Regions from separate parts of the Homo sapiens genome. Here region 1 is linked to region 2. Evidence: read pairs that join two places in POLR2A ChIA-PET (ENCODE). Cell type or tissue: HCT116. All regions are shown on one strand. Links, peaks and the distances in the headings refer to the core of each region. The heading gives the core; the rest is flanking DNA. Region 1 overlaps KLHL9 (kelch like family member 9). Region 2 overlaps MIR31HG (MIR31 host gene).

Region 1 (12,661 bases), core at 4,348-12,347, 190 kb before region 2:
TTATACTTAACATATTAAAATATATTAAATTTGTATATTATTAAATATATAAGTATACATAATTTAAGCATATGTATTTAAATATACATAAAGAATATATAGGCCTGGCGTGGTGGCTCAGGTCTATAATGCCAGTACTTTGGAAGGCCAAGGCAGGAAGATTGCTTGAGGCCAGGATTTACCAGCCTGGTCAACAGAAGGAGACACCATCTCTACCAAAAAATAAAAAATTAGCCAGGTGTGGTAGTGCACACCTATAGTCTCAGCTATTTGGGAGGCCAAGGTGGGAGGATCACTTGGGCCCAGGAGTTCGAGGATGTAGTGAGGTATGACAGCAGCACTGCAGTCCAGCCTGAACAAAAGAGTGAGACTTTTGTCAAAAAAAAAAGAATATATATTTATATATCTTATATATGTTTTTGTACATTTAAAAATCCATATGTAAATATAATGTGTAAAAATATGTATACATTTATATATTTTAATATATATACTTCAATATATACTTTATATAGAATAACATATATACGATATGTTATATATACACATATACAATATAGCATATAACATATATTGTATGTTATTAAATACATTACAATATTTACTTATTTATTTGTATTTAAATATGTATATATAAATATGTAAGTGTATATTCTGTATATATCTATAGGTAACTTTATATAATACTATATTCAGTTAGTTTCAAATCACCTTTTTTTTTTTAGGGTTGAGTTAGAGAGTTGTAAAGGCTAGGAAAATGGTTTACAAAATATGTTTTACTTGGGCCTAAAAATAATCATCAATGGTGATTTGAAACTAACTGAATCTGAGTAAAGGGATTATTTTATTTATTTATACTATTCACAGAGCAGCCATTTTCTATCGCAACTTGCTGAGACACTGGTTCCCTGGAACAAGCTTCATGGGGGCTGTACAATTTTTCCTCTGTGCAAGGCACTACTCTGACAATGGGAACCTGGGCTCTGCTCCTTCACAGTTTTACAGACAGTCCCCTTTCCTAGAGTTTCAATTTGAGGGACATCAACGTGTTAGACCTCAGGAATGTCAGGGGAGCTGCAATCAAAGCTTCTCTTGTCTGGATTTGGTTAAATGTGGACTATACAGGATTATGTTATTTATTACATTGAAATTAAAGGTAACTATCATTTACCATGTTCAGATTCTCAGCCAGTAATTTGCAAACTTTATTTTATTTCATCTTTGCAGTTTCCTATGTGACAACTATTAAAATTGTCTCAATTTTGCAGAAGAGGAAAGGAAAATCTGATGTTGTTTAAGCTCCCAGGAGCCACAGATGTTGTCACAAAGTGGCAGTTTCTACTGCCTCCCAATTTCCCTCTTCATTAGCTTTCAGTTCTTCCTCTTGGCTGCACTGAGCATGCTAGTGTTTAATTAATCACAATCATGTCTTAAATGCCATTCTTTGAATCCATGGAGGGTAGTCATCATCCTGTATTACTTATCTGTTAATCTAAATTGCCAAGCCTATTGTCTGTCACATATATGCAGTAAAGACATTTTTAGTGACAGAACAAAGACAACTGGATGACTTAACCCTGGGTTTTCGAGTTTTATGCCACCGTTATCTACAGATTATAAGCTGTGGCTCTTGTAAAGAAAGGTGGAAGAAATCAAACCTAGTGTATTAGCCACTTAAAAGAGAAATGCAGAGAGGTGAGGAAACATGTATTTCAGTGCAGTTTAAGAAGTAAAAATGTCCAAGATCAAACCTCTAAGTATACTTATTAGAATTTTAAAAGAGACATAGATTGAGACTCAGATAGGTTGTTATTTCAACATTGAGCCTCATTTGGATGGGTATTTCCTATTAGATTGAGAGTTTTGCCATTTTCTGAGTGTGTTTAATTTCCATTGTCATAATACAAAAGAAGTGTTGAGGTCATGACATTATCTGAGACCCATAAATAGAAGAGAAAGTGAACAAAGTAGAAATAAAGTTGAGATAAGTACAAAAACTGAAAACCCTAATCTGGTTATGTAAGAATCTCACAACAAGAAAGTGCTGAGACAGGTGGGTAAAGACTCAAATGGCCTAGCCAGCTGTATCCCACCAATGACCCGGCCAACCTCTTCCCTAGTGACACTGAGGATGATATTCTGCAGTTCTCTCTGCAGCTTTAGCTGTGGCCTAGCCCAGAGCCATGGGCTGCCATAAATAGGTGACCTTCAAAGTTCTGCACCAAATTGGGAGAATCTTTCTTTTCTTCCTGTCTGAAGAACAAGAATGTTTTTTAAGTTTCCCCTAGAGCAGCCGCATGGCACCAAATTCCAAAAGGCTCAGGCCACCAATGTTCTTCATGAGATGATCCAGCAGATCTCCAACGTTTTCAGCACAAAGAACTGAAATTCCTCACTGGGCTTGATCAGTAGCTAGAATTTCTGGAGACCTGTTTGGGTATAGGAAATCAAAGAGACCTTGAGTAGGAGGACTCCAGCCTGGCTGTGAAGGAGTATTCACAAGCAATCAGTCTCTATGTGAGAAAGAAAGAACACATCTGTTGTGCCTGGGACATTGTCAGACTGCAGATTAAGAAAGGAAAATCAATAAATGCTTTCTCTGTGTTAATAGGCTCATCGGAAATCCCAGGAGGTTGGAAAGGAAACTTAGATTTAGACCCAGTATCAGTCAATTGGGTCTCATCTACTAATTATGTGGCTTCGAGCTTGTAAATATTCATTCAATTCAAAGACTTTCCTTTCTGCTTCATTTATCGATATATTGAGTCATTTTTGTAAGACTGTGTTTCAATAATAAGAAATTGTACTTTTTTGTTTGTTTGTCTTTGACAGAGTCTCACTCTGTCACCCAGGCTGGAGTGCAGTGGCAGAATCTCTGTTCACTGCAAACTCCGCCTCCCGGGTTCAAGCGATTCTCATGCCTCAGCCTCCCAAGTAGCTGGGATTACAGGCATGCACCACCATGCCCAGCTAATTTTTGTATTTTCAGTAGAGATGGATTTTTGCCATGTTGGCCAGGCTGGTCTCGAACTCCTGACCTCAAGTTATCCACTCACCTTAGCTTCCCAAATGCTGGGGTTGCAGGCATGAGTCACTGCACCTGGCAAAATTGTACTTTTGAATAGGGAGAAATTACATTTTTAGCTTGTAATAATTAAAATTTATCCAATGATAATTGCTATATTTTCAAAATTTATTGTTTATAAATATGGTCAGCTTTGCCTTCTGGTTTCTATTGTTTGGTGAGGATGGAGCGGGTACTTAAATCTTTACAGTAAAAGTCAGGTCTTACTCAAACCCTCAAAGAGATACAAAGTGCCCTTAAACCTTTAATCTGCTTTCAAATCCAAAAGGAACATTAAGTCTATTTATTCATAAATCGTTTTAAATATCTCTGCTCCAGGCAATTTACTTGTCACTGTGAAAATATTGGTAAGTTAAATAAAGACTTTATTTTCTTCAGTGGAGCACTCTTCCTGAGAAGACAGCTCTAAACAATAAGTAGGTAGGTAGGAATCCTAGGGCCATGAAGGAGATGAACAATTCACATAGATTATACCAGCTGAAGTGAATTCAGTTTTACTTATGTTTCTTAGATAAGTCATATCTGATGACCGTTGATTCAGTTTCAGCAGTTGCATGAACTAGAAACTAAAGTGAAATACGGAATCATCCACCTTGAAACTTCAAATAAGTAGCAAATACCTTTTATTTGCTGGCTCTGTGGATGGTGCTAGTTACAATGAAAGAAAGTAGACACATTCTCTGCTTTCAGGGAATGACAGAGCTTCCAGTCTGGTGGGATGTGGGCAAGTGAGCATTTAATTAAAGTAATGCTAATGACTGTGACAGGGAAAGTATCAGATTCTGGAAGCGTGTAGCACTTGTTTCCGTCAGGGAAAGCATCCAGGAGAAGTAACTGCTAAGCTGGCATCTCAAGGATCTGTGGGAGTTAACCAAGTAAATGTGTGATGCTCAAAGGGTCAGAAACAGGGAACAGCAGATGTGAATGCGTAGCGGCCAGAGGGCGCATGCAGGAGCAAACAGTGAAGAAGGTTTAGAACTATGTAGAAGTAGAAGGGAGGGAGGGAGAAAGCAGAAGTTAGAATAGGAAGCAGGTGTTGTATTGTAAAAGGCATTGCAAGCAATTATGGGATTATGAGTCACAGAAATGATCATTAGAAATATTGAGATGTTTTAAGCAGTGAATTGATGTCACCAAATACATATTAGAAAAGCTCTTACAGCTGCCCTTTGAAAACTAGGTTGGGATTTGCTTGCACATACTGGTTAGAAAGGTGGGAAGTGGACCCATTAGGACATAGTTATTGTACCCAACGAGATAGGTAATAGGTTTGGAAGGTATTTATTACGTTGTAGTAAAGAGTAAAGCTGAATGTAAGACTGATGACTAAACAGAGGTGTTAAGATGTGGTGCCTGCTGAATTTTTGGGATGCCATAGAAACAAGCTCTAGACTAAGCCTCCAGATAAAAATATCAAAAATTAAACCAGAGAACTGTCCAGATATAAAAACCCACTGTTGATGATGCTGCTCTAGTAAGAACTAGAAGGAACTTCCATTCTCTAATGCCATTTCTTTTCCTAAAACCTGAACTTCCCACTATAGAAAGCCACCAACTCAGCCAATAAATACAGAAACACCACGTAGAGCCTATATCTTCTTGTGGACACATTAGGATCAAAAGCTCATGCAGGTGCTCCAGATCGGCAAGTCTTTCTTTGTTCCCATGTCCTATCTACAAGGGAGGCTTGAAATTTACATTATGTTGCCTGCATTGGTGATCTGGTTTTCCATTGATGCATAATTAATCAAAAACTCAGTGGTTTAAAACAACACACATTTATTACCTAAAAGTTTTTGTGAATCAATAATTCAAGAGCAGCTTCGGTGGGCTTAGAATCGCTCATGAGTTGCAGTCAAGATGCCAGCTGGGGCTGCAGTTGTCTGAAGGTTCTGTTTGGGCTGGCGGATCTGTTTCTAACATGGGTCACTCACACGGCCACTGACAGGAAGTCTTAGCTCTTCATCACAGTCACATGGGCATCTCCATGGAGCTATGTGGTATGTGCTCACAACATGGCAGCTGGCTTGTACTAGAGGAAGTGATAGAAGAGAGATAAACATGGAGGAAGTACACAATTTTTTATGACCTAGTCTATAATTTAAACACCATTGTTTCATTGTATTCATTAGATGGGAATCACTAAATCCAACACATAGTCAAAAGGAGGAAAGAAACGAGCATGAGAAAATTTGTGAATATATTTTAAAACAACCACAACTAGAATTCATAATGTGAGTATCCCTTAATGTAGAAAGGGTGTTTTACAGATGATAAGTAGGCATGGTTATGACAGATGATGAAACTACAGATATCAAAAGGAAAGTGACTTTGGATTTGGGGGCTGAGTTTCAATGGATCTCCTTGATCTCCTATAGGCATTCCCAAATGGTAGCCATGAACCTCTTGCAAGTGGCTAGACTATCTACTAAGTAAGTGGTAAGGGTGAATGGGAAGTGTAGATATTGCAGCCCAAGAAGTGAACAAAGTAGACATACCAATGGAATCCATAACTTATTCCCCTTGCAGGATAAAGTATAGCTAGTCCAGGGCATGGGAGAGATTATTAATGGAGAGCCAGCCTTGAAAATTAAAAATTGTTTTTCTGGCTGGGGGCGGTGGCTCACGCCTGTAATCCCAGCACTTTTGGGAGGCCCAGGCAGGCGGATCATCTGAGGTCAGGAGTTCGAGACCAGCCTGGCTAACATGGTGAAACTCCGTCTCTACTAAAAATACAAAAATTAGCCAGGGGTGGTGGCAGGCGCCTGTAATGCCAGTTACTCCGGAGGCTGAGGCAGGAGAATCGCTTGAACTGGGGAGGCGGAGATTGCAGTGAGCCAGGATCACACCACTACACTCCAGCCTGGGTGACAAGAGTGAAACTCTATCTCAAAAAACAAACAATAACAACAACAACAAAAAACAAAATCAAAACAAAAACTCTTTTTCCTTAATCTTTGAGTTAATTGATGTCTTCAAGTATGTGTATATACATATATGAAAGGTTTTGTGAAATCTGTGATTTTCTTATCTGGAGAAAGATGGAGAGAGTAATAAAAAATTGAAGTAAACACTGCTTAGTATGAAGAAATAAACATTACACTGACTCACATTAGGTTTTTATACTGAGTATGTTTTGGTTCATGATTTGACATGAATTAGAAATAAGTTTTAATGGATCACTAATTCCTGGCTGGAAGAATGTTTTGACTTCTAAGTGATAAAGTATACTCCCTAAGTAAGATAAAGCTGTTTGAATCAGTAGAAGTTAGACCTGCCTCCCATCCCCACCACATACAAACATGTACTCTGTTGACTGGCACTTGGGTGAAATGAGGCAAAAAATGATAAACTTCCATTATAAGAGATTGTAAGGCTGTATTGTAATAGTCTTTTGGAAGATGGACCAGTAAAGAGCTAGACATACTCTTTGGACTTACAATTGGAGAAGGGGCTCTAGACAACGAAACTTCTGAAGTTTGGGTTACTTAGTTGCTGTCAACAGCTTTATACACATCTTGTTCTAAGATTGCACGAAATCTAATCTTGCTCCTTCAGTTCTATGTAGAAAAGATATGTGCACTCTTGATATCCTTCAGGAGGCACTATTAAGAGATCACTTGTTGTTATACACATCCATCTTGAGGGAAAAAATGCTTGGTGTAAGAGAATATTTTGTTCTGAGACAATAACATGGAGAATGAGGAAATGGGTAGTTGATGCCATTCTTACTGTTCACATAGTCAAGAAATAGACTTTCTTTGAGCCCATGGGTGGCACTAAGAAAAATCTGGATCAGCTGGTCCAAAAGCTGTTTTACATCAAACACATGTATATGCTTATGCATATGTGTGTCTGGCTGGCCGGGTGAAAATTATGTGGCTATAGCAGTCATGATTTGATCCTCATACCCAAATGAGCAAACCAATATAAAAATTTCTTAAATATTATGAGGTTGTCATATTTACTTATAACCAGATATAATGCATATTACGTCCTTTCTGCTGTGGAAAAGATTTACTCTATACATGTCTTTGTGATGAGGCTGTCTGCTAAAAACTAAAAATAAAAATGGTATGGGGAATCCACTCAAAGGAAAAAGCAAGTATTGGGTATGAATGCTTAGAATCCAGATGAAATGTTGCAGATTTTAAAATTAAATGTATATGAATTTATAAATAAAATAAAGGTCATAGCTATTTAAATCTGTATTTTTAAGTAATATAAAAAATAATTCTTCTCTTTGATCTACCGTACCCCAAAAATTACCAAAAGTTTTTAATATTCACTTATGTAATTTATATAAGCTGCCAACTTTGAACTTTCACATGTGCTATAAAAATTTCTGGGTTTTGTTATTACTGTTGTTTTGATAAAGGAGATATATTTTCTGTAATCTAGCTAAACAAAGACTTTTAATTTTAACCAGTAGATGGCAGAATAACATTAGCCCCTGGAAAGCAGTTGCTCTGAGACTGTTACAGAGGAACGACCTATTCTGTGTACTAGTGCATTTGGCTCAGGTACACAATTCAACAGTTATGTGTTCAGTCATCCTTAATGAATATCTAAGTCTTTTATTCTAATCATCATCCAGCCATTCAAATATATGCTCAACAATTGAATACTAGAGGATGCAGATAAAGTATCAAAATTAAGGTGGGAAGAATCTTTAAAAATCCATTTAAAAGTATTTTAATGGAAGGTCTAATGTGGTCCTATTAGGAAGCAAATAATAGTATCATGCTGAGATGACTATTTCTGGCCTATTTTCTGTCACTTATTAATTCTAGAAATATACTTACTGTCCAAAAGGTATGAAACTTGAAAGATCATTTTACTACTTTTGCCAAATTGCATTCTAAACTGTAAACCAATTGACAATGCACTCAGCAATATGTAAGAGTCCTTTCTAACCCAACAGTTGAAAACAATTAAAAAACAGACTCTTTTTCAGTATTTGACATGAGAAAAATTAAATTATCATCTCAATAAATTTGACTAAATAAATGAAGAAATGGGTAGTTAATGACACACTGATCACACAGCGAAGAAATAGCCTTTCTTTCAGCCCATGGATGGTACTAAGAAAAATTTGGATCAGCTGGTACAGAAATCATTTGTAATGAAGATACACAACCCTAATTTTTTAAGACTCCTAATTAATGAGGAACTTCGTGAACAAGATCAAGGATATTTCCTTGTAACAAAGGAATCCTAAAACTAGAATTACCCCTATTAAAATTACGCATAAGACACAATTCCTCGGTCACTACTATAATTTTGCTGGAAGTATGAACCATGCTTTAATGTTTCACATTAAACTAATAATATGAAATTGGCTTTTATAATATGCAGATAATGGTTAGTTAAGGTGAAAATATGAGAATTGACCCAAAAAACTGAAGAATCAATGAGAGTCGGTAGACAGAAAACCATTATGCTAAAACCACATATTTCCTACTTCTACCAAGAGTTCAGAATATAACATAACGAAATCCCATTCAAAGCAGAAATACACAAACACACACACACACACACGTATATATCAAAGACAACTTAACTTGAAAAAAGATCATTGGAAGTGAAGAAAAATACTCTAAATTGATTGACTATAAGATTTTATGATTTTTTTTAAAGCATAAAAATTCAGCAAGGAAATGAAGATATTCAAAAAGTGGTTATGGAAAAATTAGGTAATTTGAAAAATACATTAGATTTTATGCCAAAAGTTTGGTAGAAAGTTGTATCAATAATAACAACATAAAATACTGGGATAATTATGCCACCTAATGATAAAAAAATTATTCAAGAAAGCATTAAAATGACAAAAAAACTAATTGTGCTACGTTACAAAGGAAAAACACTTGATTTCTTTGCTCACAGAACACAAGTGGGCAAATACTTGCTGTAAATAGAGAATAAAGATTAATCTTAATATAGCCAGTTGCAGTGGCTCACACCTGTAATTCTAGCCCTTTGGGAGGCTGAAATAGGAGGATCACTGGAGACCAGGAGTTCAAGAACAGCCTGGTCAACATAGCGAGACCCCATCTCAAAAAAAAATGAATGATTAATCTCAATATAAAAAGGTAAGTTTATTAATTTTAAGGAAAATCTCATTCTCATTTTAACTAGAAAGAAAAGCTACTTGAACAGGAGACAAGCAGTAAATGCCACCCTAACATGTCAAGAACTAGTAATCACAAAGCTATAGAGCTATAGTATCAAGAACAAGTAATACCACATCAGTACTATATAACAACCACCACCACCACCACACACACACACACCCCAAATTAAAAAAAACAAAAATATCACCGAAAGGTCAACATACAAAAAAGACGAACATACTTGATCATATTAAATTGAATAAAAAAGTAGAGTATAAAAAAGTATTTATAGCAAATAGGACAATTAAAGCAAAAGACAGGAGCAAATGATTTATGAAAAATACACATGCTCAATAAACAAGAAATTATAACTAGTAATTAAAGATATGTAAATCCAAACAGTGAAATAACTAGAACTGCAAAGATTTCCTTTGAAATAGTTACTGAACACAGTTCTGCTAAAAATGCATATGGTATAATCCTGGAAATATTTTTTAAGACCCTAAAAAAGCTAACACTACATGATTCCGATTTTACTTAGCATTTATCATAGGGTAGTAGCTATGGGCAAAGTTTTATGTAAGAATATTACATCTTGCTTTATTATGGTGAAAATTTATGGTAGACATTTAAATATCTACACATAAGGAAATGGAATAATTTGGCATGTTCATGGAATGAAATATTGTATAGACGCTGAACACTTTCAAAGAACAATAGCCTGAAAATCATTAAGCTGAAGCAAAAGTCAAAAATTATAAAATCCCAACTTTGTTAGTAACAACTATCATTCACTGCTTTTGTGCATATCTTATGCTAATCGCTTTATATTATTTCCTTACAAATCTGATATAAATAGAATTATTAATGATCACACCCAACCTGATAGATGTATGACAAAGCTGAAGTTTTAGAGAGTTAAACTTACCCCACAATCTTTCGGCAGTTGTTTATAATCGGTTGAGCTGGGGATGGCACATTTATGTAGTTTTAAAATGTCCTGTAGGAGCTTACTGCCTTTATAGTGAGAACAAAATAATTTTGATTACAAAAATCTGAACATGAGTGAAATGTGTTTGCTTTGCAGGCCAACTACATAAATATTACTGTAAGCAAGTGGGAAAGAAATTTAAGTCTGGATTTATCTGAATAAAAATGGAATCTGTTTTTCTAAATACATGTGCATTTGATAATTAGAAAAAAACACCTTATGATTTTTTAATATATACAGCTTTTTAAAAAATAAGAGAAAGTCATGATAATAGGAGTCTTTGGAAGGTGGATTTATTTTCATTATCCAGCTTTTAGCCTAAGGTCTGGCATACTTGAAAAATATTTGACAAATGCCTGCACATATGTACGTATATATATATATATAATATACTATTAATAGAAATTATCTTCAACATGTGGAATCACTGATAAATTAGTTTGCTTTTATTTTCCTGTACGTTCTATAATAGACATATCAAAAAAGCTAACAAATGTTAATTTTTGAATACTTTCCGAAAAACTAAAACAAGAAATGTTAACATAATGCTTTATGTGCTTTTAGTTTTTATCCTCTAAATATTTTTCCAGTCTGAACTTTCTTTAAAAAATTACCAGCTTATGAAAATAAATCTCTTTCCATTTAATCATTTCAACCACCTAAAATTTCTCTCTATAAGAAACTCCAGGTTTAATGAGCAGTACAGATTGAATATCCCTTATCTGAAATGCTTGGGACCAGAAGTGTTTTGGATTTTGGAATATTTGCATGTACATGACGTATCCTGGGGGAGGGACCCAAGTCTAAACAATATTACTTAAAACTTCGGTTATATTTCACGTTTCAGACACGTAGTCTGAAGGTAATTATAATAGTCTTAATAATGTTGTGCATGAAACAAGTCTTCACTGTGTTTTGAGTGTAACCTGTCACATGAGCTCTGGTGTGGAATTTTCTACTTGTGGCATCCTGTTGGCCCTCAAAAAGTTTTAAATTTTGGAGCAATTTGGATTTTTGGATTAGGGCTGCTCAACCTGTATTAGCATAGCATTAGTCAGCTACCTGTATGATTACCAAGAGAACTGTCAACTGCAGAATACGGGAAAGTAAAAAAATGAGAGGCAGGGTGGGTGAAGCTGGAGGTGGGGGATGTAGATAGAGCAGTTTACCTAGTAAAGCAATACTTATTTCAATAGGAAGCACCAGGTTCAGACATAAGATGTAATAAAAAGTACTTTTTTTCAATAAAAGGAAAAGCCTGTACAAAATAGAGGCAGGGCAGTATCACCTTGATATGTCAGAATAAGCACTGAAATACTACATAAAAAATAAACCATATCAAAATTATCCCCTAACCCCATCTCTACTAAAAATACAAAATTAGCCGGGCTTGGTGGTACATGCCTGTAATCCCAGCTAATCGGGAGGCTGAGGTGGGAGAATCGCCTGAACATGAGAGGCAGAGGTTTCAGTGAGCACACATCGTGCCATTGCACTCCAGACTGCACAACAGTGAGACCCTGTCTCAAAAAAAAAAAAAGACAAATTTGATCTCAAAAATTAACTGAACAGCGTTGCCTTTGTAAAACTACAACAGATTGAGGGAAGAAATAAATGCAAGCAAATGCAAGTTAAATTACATTTATTATATAAAGAGATCCTATAACTTGATACGAAAAACAAAGCAACTCCAACAGATAACAGAAGGGCAAAAGGACAGGAACATCTGATCAAAGAAACACAGCTACCGATAGCACACAAATATTCAACCTCATTAATAATCAAAGGATTAGGATGCACTTCTTGCTTATTCAATAAAGTTAATAATTTCTAATTTTTCTACTTTTCAAATGTACTCAAATGTGCTATTTTTAGTAATAAAAAACTGAGTAATTAAAAAAACATAGAAAGTATGAAAATTTCTGCCAATGCAGAAATCATAAACAGCATTAAAATGAATCAACACTTGTATGGGCAGTAAGGTTCAGACCCCTAGAAGCCAATTCATTTTGCCTTGGTTCCTGAGTTTTATTATGGGATTGTCAATAAGGAGAAAGTTGTTCCTGATTTACATGCTGACAATCTTCCAGGTATAGGGGGTTGTGTGTGTGTATTACACACACACACAATGTATATATAAATTTTTTTTCTTCAGGTAGACAATTATTCCAGGAAAGTACCTCTTCAGAATCACTCATTACAGAGAATTCCTGTAACTCCATTTGCTGATAAAAGTCCCATTAAAAATTACCATGTGGTTCTCAACCAATAGGGATACCTTTGGCATTGAAGAGGCTGAGGGTTGATTTTAGTACTGCTTGTAAGACCATAGTGTTCCAGAGGCTCTGTAGCTGGCTTCTTTGGGAATCTGAAGTTGGTCCTGTCTTTGAGACATGGCCAAAAGCACATTTTTCCTCACTTGATGCAGAAGAAAATGTTATCTCCTGCTTGCTCAGATCATAGCCTCGAGGC
Region 2 (12,661 bases), core at 431-8,430:
CAGAGCATTGAATCAAAATTAATGGCAAATGCAAAACAGGTTAGGTAACAAAATTCTGAATTGAGAAGATTTAACTGAATAAAGCTTCTCCAATAAACTCATTATTTTAAAAAATATTACTAATATCTGATATTCATAATTAAGAGGCAGGTACAAGCTGCATCATTTTAGAAGGTATATGGTACATATTTGAAAACAGTAATTTCTTGTGACTTTTTTCAGTTCCATTTTGCACATAAAAATTTCAGATTCAAGGCCAGGCATGGTCTTGAGTACATCTCAGAACTTTTGAAGGCCAAGGTGGAAGGATCACTTGAGGCCAGGAGATCAAGATCAGCCAGAGAAATATAGCAAGATTCCATCTCTACTAAAAATAAAAATAAATTAGCCAGCTGTGGTGGCATGCACCTGTAGTCCTAGCTACTTGGGAGAATGAGACATGAGGATTGCTTGAGCACAGGAGTTTGAGGCTGTAGTACTGTACTCCAGCATGGATGACAGAGCGAGGTTTTTCTCAAAAAAAAATTCAGATTCATTTTGTAAAGAAAATTGAATAACAGCAACTATCTGATTTACCAGTCAGATGTAGCAGATACCTGAATATTTAAAAGGAGGAAGAAAACTTACTTTTTAGGTTATCAAATAATTTCTCAATGTGTAATTGAAAAGTCTAGAAAAAAACTGTACTCTTTTGAAGAAGCTGTTGCTGTTGAAACTGAGGTGCTTTCTTTAATTTCTCTAATATATCCTGAGAATCATGGCTTTCACCAGGTTACTGGTAAAACCCACACCCTCACCACATATACCTTAAACAAATTTCTTGCAAAACTCTAACCTAACCAGGAATTGTTACAATGGGAAAACAAATCAGGTATATATATATATACCTGATTATAGGCCTTAGCAGTTAAGGTTAAACCTTGAAAAATGCTGACAAAAAAATGCCCTGGAGAGAATGCAGGGCCCATTTATAATTTTTTTCCTAAAAGAAAAAATTTTCTTTTACATTTCAAACTTTTAGTATTGTAACTAACAAAATAAAGTTCAAAGTCTAGGATTCTTCAAATTATTCTAACTTTAAATTCATTTAAAATTAATAAGGTGACTTTACTTCTAAATAACTGATATAAAAGTATTCTGGCAGCAAATCTAGCATGTTCCAGACATATGAAGGGCAAGGGGGAATTAGCTATACCAACCCCAATTAATACACAGACATAAAGAATAAGAACTCAATCACAGTAACTGAAAAAAATGGAGTAACTAACACTCACTGTGGCTTTTCAGAGCTGAAATACAATCTACTTAACGCCTCATTTTTAAAAAAGTGTTTTCTAAAAAGGGGTTGGGGTAGGGGTTGATTATGTATAAAAAGTTAGAATGTCCTATTTTTCATGTACAGTATTATGAAAAACTTTGTGGTCCAATCAAGAATATAACTGTAGGAAAAAATAACATTCACTGAATGTGTTGGTATTGCCTTTGGGAATAGACAATTTAATAGGATGTGCTCAAAGCTACTCCCTAAATTGATAGAAGCCATATGTGTCTCTGCCCTACATCTGTGGGGAGTGGTTTGCAGGAAGAAAGGAGTACAATTATATATACATATATTCAAAATAAATAAATACATATATATATATTCAAATGAATGAATAAATATAATCTCTTATAAATTGGCAAAGACAACATTATGGCCCCTGGAAGGACTCAAAACCTATGGAGGGTTCCATGTATTAATGCCATTCATTGTACACTTGATCACTATCCATATCGCACAAAAAAGTACCAATGAGGGAAAAAACAATTACAATAGAAAATATTTTATTTATTTGTGCTTAAACAGTCATCTATAGTATTATTGAGGAGAAATACTGAAATAATTACAGATACTTTTAGAGTAAAAAAAGGCAGCTTATAGGAATGGCTAAGAAAAGAATTTATAAAATCAAAGATTTTTGAAGTGTCTTTACATTAGCAAGCCTGTATATGTATACATGTGTGTGTATACACATATATAGCATACGTAATTTTAATTTTTATATAATCTTTTTTATGGAAGAACACCACCAAAGACAGAATATAACTCTTTTAAATTTAGGAATACTAATAAAATACAACTGAATATCTCTATCAGGTATCAGAAACGATCCCCAGGGCAACTACAAAGTATAGAAAAACTGACAAAAAGGAGTTAGGTTTTTATTCTCTGCCCCACCAGCCCTGTCTTGCCTGCTGGAAGACCTCACACTCTCTTCCCTCTGCCTATCCAACTTCCCACACCCCCCAATATACAGACACACCACAGTACCTACACCAGGCTTGTCCTCCCACAAAATGCCCTATTTCCCAAAATTCCACTCCACTACCCTTCTAAATTCCCATTTCCTCTTCACATATGTTGTCTATAGGAATGAGGAAGAGGAAATCTACCCCTACATTATAAGGATTCAAGACAAACTGCAAATTGTTAATAAGCTTAAGCATCCAAAAGGATCCCAATTTTTAGGAGACAAGTATTATACTAAACTAGCAATTAGTAGAAAATATGGAAGATATTTTGAATTCAGAGCTCTCTATTCTATAACCCCTTGCTTAAAATGGGCCAAAATTAAAGCATTTCCTATTTTCCAAAATTCATAAAAACCCACTGAAAAGGGAAGGTGGGGGATGAGGGGAGAAGTAACTATCTTTTTTGAGTAAGCAGTATATACTTTTACATTTTTCCCATACTTAATCCTCAGAAAACTGGCAGTGGTAGATATTATTATCGCCTATTTATAATTGACTAAGCTGAGGCTGAAAAAGTTTATCTAGAGTAAACATCTCAAAGTCATCAACCTACTAATAATTCCATTAATTTAACATTTGTTGGTCTTCTATTATATGCCAGGCATCGTGCTGAAGACAGGGCCTTTACCTATAATGGGTTTCCAAGTGGGAGGTGACAGTATATATTTTCACATAATTTGGTAAATCCTATCATCAAATTATACACTAGCTATAATAAGAACAAATACAGCATCATGATGGATTACAATGATGGCTGAATTCTCCCTGAATCCAAATCGTGGCCATGTGACTTTGCAGTACATATTCTGACTCTGGAGTTAGCTGTATAATTTGTCTTGGTCAGCTTGTGATGTGAGCAAGACATGATGCAAACAGAGCTTAAAAAGCACTGGTGAGACTAGGCCTGCCTGCTCTCTTGATCCTTTGTCATCATGAGCGTATACCCAGACTACTCTACTAAAGAATAAGGCGCAAAGAACATGGCCAAGTCTCCCTAGTTATCCCCCCAGCCAAGGCCCATCTAGATCAGCCAAAAGCAAGCCAACCCCAACATGTGAGCAAAGCCAACCAAAATTAATAGAGCTGCTTAGGTGACCCACCCCAGATGTGTAAGCAGTAAACACTGCTGAACTTATTTGAGGATTTTTAGTTGTTTGCTATGCAGTATTATTGTAGAAAATAACTGATATAAGTATAATGATTAAAACCACATGCTTTGGATTTAGGCTAACCAGGTCAAAATTGTCATTAGAACAGCAAATAGGCCATGTGAATTCAAGTCACCCATTTCATCACATGCACAACAACAAAGTCACCAACTCCTTATTCTGCACTGTGCTGGTAAATGATAGGATTTCAATGAACATTTATGGATAAATGAGTAAACATTGATTAACTGTTTTGCTAGACTATAGGTTCCTTAAGAGTAGGAGGAAAGCCTTACTTATCTCTGTGCACCCAGCATACACTGTGATGAAAGAGACTTATAGAGAGATCAGTCAGTACTGGTTACATGAGAAAGTACTATGAATTTGGATTACCTTATTAAGATGGATGGGAAACCACTAAAGGGCTGTAAGGAAGCCAAACAACAAGATTTGTGTTTGACAAGATTACTTTGGCTGCTCTATAGGGGTAAACGGACAGGAGGGGCCAGAACGGATGCACAGAAACCATCTAGGAGCCACCAAGGCTGTCTGTGCAGAGATGGTGTAACCTTGGATTAGAAAAAGAAAGCACACAGATTCAAGATATATTTGGAAAGCAGAAGAGAAAAATTTGCTTGAGGCTTGAGGGCCTAAGAAAATGGAAGAACCAAGAAAAAAAACAGTTTTCTGCTCTATGCTCCTACATGAGCAGTGGTGACTTTCACTGATAGGGAGCTCAAAAACACAACAGATACTTTAAAAATGCAGACTCAGAGAGACTCTGAGTTAATCCTAGTCTAAGGCCACCACTGGGAACATCTATTCAAAGAATCTGTGACATCAATTTATGTGAAGAATGATATTCCTTGAACACTAAATCATTCCCTGTTGCACTAGAAAACTTCATTTGCCTTATGTAGCTGAAGTGACCTGAAGGAAGGCTCTGCTGAACCTTTGCTAGATGGCAAAATACAGCCCCACTGTGGAAACTTCTTGAACTATATTGAACCTTCTAAGGAAACTAAGCCTAAGAAGGAAAGAGTATACATGCCTAATTTAAAATCAGCTTTAGAGACTGAGGATGAGTTCTTTCCTGCTTCACGAATTTTCCATGAATCTAAAAATTGAACTAGACTTTAGAACATGTACCTTATCACATTAGTTAATTCAAATGTTTATTCTCTACTAGAGCCATTTCTGTCTTTAAGTATGAGCCATTCTACTTTCTCTGGATTTCATGGCCATGGACTGCCACCCAAATCCTAGTCAGTCACCTAAAAAATGTGTGCTATTGACATTAAAGGAACGAGGGTGGTGAAAGTAGGGAGAGATCCATGCAAACCCATCAACACTTCTGGAAAGAAACCAAAGCATTCTGAAAGTGGGTGAACAACGTTTTCATGTGTGGAAATGTAGAGAATTTGGGACCATTATGAGTGACACGAGGAGCTCAGTGACTTACCAGTATTTATATGGTGCTTCCTAAGGCCCAGGCAAGCACTTTTTCATCAAAAAAAGACATTTCAAAAGGACTTTTTCATTACTGTATAGCCACCACCCATAAAGATTTAGTACAGTGCTGCTTTAGTTTGAAAAATGGTGCCCCTCCAAAATTTATGTTAAGACAATCCCCAACGCAACAGGATTAAGAGGCGTGGCCTCTGAAAAGTGATTAGGTCATGAGGATTCCACCCTCGTGGATGAGATTCGAATCCTTATAAAAGGGCTGGAGGTTGAAGGGAGCACTCTCTTGCCCTTCCACCTTCTGGCCATGTGACTACACAGTGTCCATCCTCTCAGAGAGAGGCAGCAAAAAGGCACCATCTTTGAAGTGAAGACCTGGCTCTCAGCAAACACAAAACCTGCCAGTGCCTTGATCTCCCTGCCTCCAGTACTGTGAAAAATAAATTTCTCTTATTTATAAATTACCTAGCCTGTGGTATTTTGTTATAGCAGCACAAATGGACTATGACATGTGCATATCTTTAAAAAATAAAATATTTGTAATGGTTGATTTACACATTAAATTCATATTCTATATCCTCCAAAGTCTGAACCAAAGGTAAGATGTATTTAGAATACATTGTCAAGAGCTGTACATCTATTCTTTTATTAAATCCTAACTCCAAACTGAAAAGCTGTTGAAGAATTTTTTTCCATTTTATACTATATAGCTGAGAAAACTAAACCTCAGAAAGGTTAAGTCATTAGTTCACAATCACAGTGCTAGTTAATGTTAGAATCTGAATTCAGCATGTCTTCCCTCAGAGTCTGCATTCTATCTGTGCCCCCAAACTAACTTCCAACATTACCACCCTTATTTTCTACGGACCAATGGGGCTTTTCTTTGGGGCTGGAATCATCTCCTCACTACCCCCTGGCATACTATTCCCACTTTGTTCCTGCCATTTCTTCTGCCCCTGAAATATTCCTCAAATGGTCATTCTGCTTCATCATTCCAAAAGGAAGCATTCTGAGCTCAAAACAAAACAAAACTAAACAATGATTCACCATGTTGATTCACAACAAAACTATAAATGACTCCGTTTTCTGGTTTGTCAATAAGCTTCAGAATACTGTCGAAACACATAAAATACAAAACATTTATATTATCAGGCTAATGGTTGCCTGTGACCCAACTAAGACCAAAGTCAGACATAATGCACACATTTCAGAGGAATTTCCCAACTAATCCAAAAGTCAAGGGCTTCCAGATATTTCCATCACCCACAAGTGGCATTCCCTTAGAATGCTAAGTCTTGAGCCCTTTCCAAGTGTTGTTCCCTAACTCTGTAACACTCCCTGAACATGCCGCTTGGTCTACCTGGCAAACCAGAATTAATCCTTTAAGACAATGGTTAGGTAGTGCCCCCTTCTTTGCTTGTGTCTCTCCACTTCCACCACACACCTTGATGTAGAGTCCCTATTCTCACTGTACACATACCTCTCCCACTAGCTTTTGAGCTCTTTGTGGGCATGGACATGTCTTCTTAAACTTTTTATCCCAAGGCCCACCAAAGAATCTGCACATACATTAAGCCCAATAAATGCTGAATGGGCACGCTCATGACCTACAGATATTGACACTGTGATTGAAAAACTTCTGGATTCAGGAATGGGGTGTGTTTATTTTTATAATATCCAGCCAAATATCAAAGGTCTAGAGAAGCTTCTACAGGCATATCTTGGAGATATTGTGGGTCTGTTCCAGACCACCACAATAAAGTGAATATCACAATACAGCAAGTGACACAAATTTGCTTTCCAGTGCATATAGAAGTTATATTACACTGTAGTCTATAAACTGTGCACTAGCATTATGTCTAAATAAAAGTACATATCTTATTTTTAAAATATTGCTAAAAAACGCTAATGATCAGCTGAGCCTCCAGCAAGTTGTAACCTTTTTACTGGTGGAAGGTCTTATCTTGATCTTGATGGCTACTGGCTGATCATACAGTGGTGTCAGCTGAAGGCTGGGGCGACTCTGGCAATTTTTTTTTTCTCACTTTTTTTTTTAACATTTATTTTAAGCTCAGGAGTATATGTGCAGCTTTGTTATATTGGTAAACTTGTGTCATGGGGGTTTGTTGTACATATTATTTAGTCACCAAAGTATTAAGCCTCGTACTCATTAGTTATGTTTCCTGATCTTCTCCCTCCTCCCAACCTTCACCCTCTTGTAAGCCCCAGTGTCTGTTGTTCCCTTCTATGTGTCCATGTGTTCTCATCATTTAGCTCCCACTTATAAGTGAAAATACCTGGTATTTGGTTTTCTGTTCATGTGTCAGTTTGCTAAGGATAAATGGCCTCCAGCTCCATCCATGTTCCTACGTGTTCTTTTTTATGGCTACATAGTATTCCAGGATTTAGCTGTATCACTTTTTCTTTATCCAGTCTATCAGTGATGTACATTTTGGTTAATTCCATGTCTTTGTTATTGTGAATAGTGCCACAATGAACATACACGTGCATGTGTCTTTATGACAGAATGACTTATATTCCTTTATAACAGCATGGTTTATATTCCTTTATGACAGAATGATTTATATCCTAGTAATGGGATTGCTGGGTTGAATGGTATTTCTGTTTTTAGGTTTTTGAGGTATCTGTCTTCCACAATGGTTGAACAAATTTACATTTCTACCAACAGTGAATAAGCATTCCTTTTTCTCCACAACCTTGCCAGCATCTGCTATTTCTTGAATTTTTAATAAAAGCCATTCTGACTGGTGTGAGACAGTATCTCACTGTTTTGATTTGCATTTCTCTAATGATCAGTGATGTTCAGCTTTTTTTCATATGCCTGTTGGCTGTGTGTATGTCTCCTTTTGAAAAGTGTCTGTTCACATCATTCACCCACTTTTTTTTTTTGTTACAGGGCACATGTGAAGGATGCACAGGTTTGTTATGTAAATGTGTGTCGTGGTGGTTTGCTGCACCTATCAACCCATCTTCTAAGTATTAAGCTTAGCATGCATTAGCTATTTTTCCTGATGGCTCCCTCCTCCTGACCTCACCTTGACAGCCCCCAGTGTGTGTTGTTCCCCTCCATTTCCATGCATTCTCCTTGTTCAGCTCCCATTTATAAGATCATGTGGTGTTTGGTTTTCTGTTCCTGCGTTACTTTGCTGAGGATAATGGCTTCCAGCTCCATCCATGTCCCTGCAAAGGACAGGAACTCATTCCTTTTTATCCTGTGCCCACTTTTTAATGGGGTTTTTTTTTCTTGTAAATTGGTTTAAGTTTCTCATAGATGCTGGATATTACACCTTTCTCAGAAGCATAGTTTGCAAAATTTTTCTCCCTTTCTGTAGGTTGTCTGTTTACTCTGTTGATAGTTTCTTTTGCTGCACAGAAACTCTTTAATTAGATCCCATTTGCCAATTTTTGCTTTTGTTGAAATTGCTTTTGGTGTCTTCATCATAAAATCTTTGCCTATGTCCAGAATGGAATTGCTTAGGTTGTCTTACAGGGTTTTTATAGGTTTGGGTTTTACATTTAGTCTTTAATCCATCTTTAGGTGATTTCTGTATATGGTATAAGGAAGGGGTCCAGTTTCAGTCTTCTGCATATGGCTAGCCAGTTATCCCAGCACCATTTATTGAATATGGAGTCCTTTCCCCATTGCTTATTCTTGTCAATTTCATCAAAGGTCAGATAGTTGTAGGTGCAAGGCCTTATTTCTGGGCTCTCTATTCTGTTCCAATGGTTTATGTGTCTGTTTTTGTACCAGCACCATGCTGTTTTGGTTATTATAGCCCTAGAGTATGGTCTGAAGTCAGGTAGCATGATGCCCTGAGCTTTGTTCTTTTCGCTTAGGATCTTCTTGCGTTTTGGGCTCTTTTTTGGTTCCATATGAATTTTTACATAGTTTTTTTTCTAGTTCTGTGAAGAACGTCATTGGTCATTTGATAGGAATAACACTGAATCTATAAATTGCTTTGAGCAGTATGGCCATTTTGACAATATTGATTCTTCCTATCCGTTAGCATGGAATATTTTTCCATTTGTTTCTGTTACCTCTGATTTCTTTGAAAAGTGTTTTGTAGTCCTCCTTGAAGAGAGCTTTCACCACCCTGGTTAGCTGTATTCCTAGGTACTTTATTCTTTTGTAGCAATTGTGAACGGGATTGTGCTCTTGATTTGGCTCTTGGCCAAACTGGTATAAAGCATTTCTAGTTTAGTTACTGTCGTTGGTCTAAAGTAATGCTAGTGATTTTTGTACCCTGATTTTGTATCCTTGGACTCTGAAGTTGTTTATCAGCTGAAGGAGCTTTTGAACCAAGAATATGAGGTTTTCTAGATTTAGGATCATGTTGTCTGCAAACAGAAATAGTTTGACTTCCTCTCTTCCTATTTGGATGCCCTTTATTTCTCTTGCCTATTGCTCTGGACAGGACATCCAATACTATGTTGAATAGGAGGTGTGAGAGACAGCATCCTTGTCTTGTGTCCGTTTTCAAGAGAGATGGTTCCAGCTTTTGCCCACTCAGTATGATGTTGGCTGTGGGTTTGCTATAGATGGCTCTCATTATTTTGAGGTGTGTTCCTTCAATACCTAGTTTATTGAAAGATTTTAACATGCAGGGGTGTTGAATTTTATCAAAAGCCTTTTCTGTATCTACTGAGATAATCATATGGTTTTTGTCTTTAGCTCCATTTATGTGATGAATCACATTTATTGAATTGTGTATGTTGAACCAACTTGTATACCAGGGATAAAGCCTACTTGATTGTGGTGGATAAGCTTTTTGATGTGCTGCTGGATTTGGTTTACCAGTATTTTGTTGAGGATTTTTGCACTGATATTCATCAAGGATACTGGCCTCAAGTTTTTTTGTTGTTGTTGTGTCTCTGCCAGGTTTTGTTATCAGAATGATGTTGGCCTCATAGGATGAGTTAGGGAGGAGTCCCTCCTCAATTTTTGCAATAGTTTCAGTAGGAATGGTATTAGCTCTTCTTTGTACATATGGTAGAATTTGGCTCTAGTTCTGTTTGGTTGGTAGGCTATTTATTACTAATTCAATTTTGGAGCTCATTATTGGTCTGTTCGGGGTTTCAATTTCTTCTTGGCTCAGTCTTGGGAGGATGTATGTCTCCAGGAATTTATCCATTTCTTTGAGATTTTCCAGTTTATGTGCATAATGTTCTCTGATGGTTATCTGTATTTCTGTAGGGTCAGCAGTAATATCCTCTTTGACATTTCTAATTGTGTTTATTTGGATCTTCTAGTTTTTCTTATTAGTCTAGCTAGCAGTCTACCTATTTTAGTAATTTTTTCAAAAACCCACTCCTGAATTCATTGATATTTTGAATGTTTTTTTTCATGTCTCAATCTCAGTTCAGCTCTGATTTTGGGTATTTCTTGTCTTCTGCTAACTTTGAGGTTTGTTTGCTATTGGTTCTCTAGTCCTTTTGGTTGTGATGTCAGCTTGTTAAACTGAGGTATTTCTAACTTTTGATGTGAGCATTTAGTGCTATAAATTTCCTGCTTAACACTGCCTTAGCTGTGTCCCACAGATTCTGGTATGTTGCATCTTTTTTTTTTTCTCACATGCTCAGCTGTCCAAGGTTGGCTTCCCCACTGCACACTCGAGTGGTATGTTGCATCTTTGTTCTCAATAGTTTCAAAGAACTTGATTTCTGCCTTAATTTTACTATTTACCCAAAAGTCATTCAGGAGTAGGTTATTCTATTTCCATTTAAATATATGGTTTTAAGTGGATTTCTTAGTCTTGTTTTCTAATTTGATTGTGGTGTGGTCTGAGAGGGTGGTTATTATAATGAGCCTAGTACTCATTATACAGCATTTGGTGAGGAATGTTTTGTGTCCGATTATGTCATTGATTTTAGAGTATGTACCATGTGGCAGTGAGAATAATGTATACTCTGTTGCTTTTGGATGGAGATGTCTGCAGATGTCTATCAGGTACATCTGGTCCAGTGCTGAGTTCAGGTCCTGAATATCCTTGTTAATTTTCTGCCTTGATGATCTGTCTAATATTGTCAGTGTGGTGTTGAAGTCTCTCACTATTATTTTGTGGTTATCTAAGTCTCTTCATAGGTCTCTAAGAACTTGCTTTATGAATCTGGATGCTCCTCTGTTGGGTGCATATATATTTAGATTAGTTAGGTCTTCTTGTTGAATTGAAGCCTTTACCATTATGTGATATCCTTTTTGTAATCTTTGCTGGTTTAAAGTCTCTTTTGTCTGAAATTAGGATTTTTCTGTTTTCTGTTTGCTTGGTAGATTTTTCTCTGGCCCTTTATTTTGGGCCTATGGGTCTCACTGCATGTGAGATGGGTCTCTTGAAGACAACGTACCAATGAGTCTTGGTTCCTAATCCAGCTTGCCACTATGTGCCTCTTAATTGGGGCATTTCACCCATTTTTTAAAATCTTTTTTGTGTTAAATATTTCTTATAATTCCTTTTATTTTTTACTTTTAACTTCAGAAGTACACGGGCAGGTTTGTTACATAGGTAAACTTGTATCACGGGGGTTTGTTGTACAGATTATTTCATCACACCGGTATTAAGCTAGTATTCATTAGTTATTTTTCCTGATCCTCTATTTTCGCATACCCTCCATCCTCCAGTAGGTCCAAGTGTGACTTGTTCCCCTCTATGTGTCCATGTGTTCTCACCATTCAGCTCCAATTTATAAGTGAGAATATGCAGTATTTGGTTTTCTGTTCTTGTGTTAGTTTGCTAAAAATAATGGTCTCAGCTCCATCCACATTTTTGCAAAGGACATGATTTCATTCTTTTTTATGGCTGCACAGTATTCCATGGTGTATATGTACATTTTCTCTATCGAGTCTATTATTGATGGACATTTAGGTTGATTCCATGTCTTTGCTATTGCGAATAGTGCTGCAATGAACATACATATGCCTGTGTCTTTATGACAGAATTATTTATCTTCCTTCCAGTATATACCTGGTAATGGGATTGCTGGGTCAAATGGTATTTGGTTTTAGGTCTTTGAGGAATCACCACACTCTCTTCCACAATGGTTGAACTAATTTATACACCCATCAACAGTGTATATGCATCCCTTTGTCTCCACAACCTTGCCAGCATCTGTTATTTTTTTGACATTTTAATAATAGTCATTCTGATTGAGAATTATATCTCACTGTGGTTTTGATTTGCATTTTTCTAATGATCAGTGATGTTCAGCATTTTTCATGATTGTGGGCTATATGTATGTCTCGTTTTGAAAAGTGTTTGTTCATGTCCTTTGCCCACTTTTTAATGGGGTTGTTTTTTTCTTGCAAATTTGTTTAAGTTCCTTATAGATGCTGGATATTAGACCGCTGTCAAATGCATAGTTTACAGAAATTTTCTCCCATTGTGTAGGTTGTCTGTTTACTCTGTTGATAGTTTCTTGTGCTGTGCAGAAGCTCTTTCATTTTATTAGATCCCATCTGTGAATTTTTTATTTTGTTGCAACTGCTTTTGGCATGAAATCTTTGCCCATGCCTATGTCCTGAATGGTACTGCCTAGGTTGTCTTCCGGGGTTTTTACAGTTTTTGATTTTACATTTAATCCATCTTAACTTTTCTATATGGTATAAGGAGGGGGGTCCAGTTTTAACCTTCTGCAAACGCATTTAGCCCATTTACATTCAAGGTTAGTATTTATATGTGTGGGTTTGATCCTGTCATTATGATGTTAGCTGGTTATCATGCAGACTTGTTTGTGTGGTTGCT

What was found. ChIA-PET counts read pairs that join two places held together with the same protein. Peaks named below come from ENCODE experiments on the same cell type or tissue, not always from the same donor. Only the 100,000 strongest peaks of a DNase experiment are listed, where the experiment ranks them.
Region 1: POLR2A ChIA-PET joins it to region 2 with 5 read pairs; 3 of 35 experiments call an interaction of 5 or more read pairs at or near these places.

Annotation. Positions count from the first base shown.
Region 1 is chr9:21,319,205-21,331,865 of GRCh38, forward strand. KLHL9 (kelch like family member 9) reads right to left here. Exons shown (of 1, transcript NM_018847.4): 1 at 10,461-12,661. The region is part of intron 2 of LOC107987053 (a long non-coding RNA gene); the gene reads left to right. It also overlaps the pseudogene IFNA20P. Among named protein-coding and RNA genes, the nearest start is that of KLHL9, 9.9 kb to the right of the region's middle. In HCT116, for the core only: a CTCF peak has its summit at 7,529 (motif pointing right); a DNase peak (open chromatin) is centred at 7,547.
Region 2 is chr9:21,513,813-21,526,473 of GRCh38, forward strand. The region is part of intron 1 of MIR31HG (MIR31 host gene); the gene reads right to left. LOC124900282 (small nucleolar RNA SNORD55/SNORD39) reads right to left here and starts at 10,570; the gene lies at 10,495-10,570. In HCT116, for the core only: no CTCF peak of the experiment used is centred there; a DNase peak (open chromatin) is centred at 7,874; H3K27ac peaks cover 5,322 bases.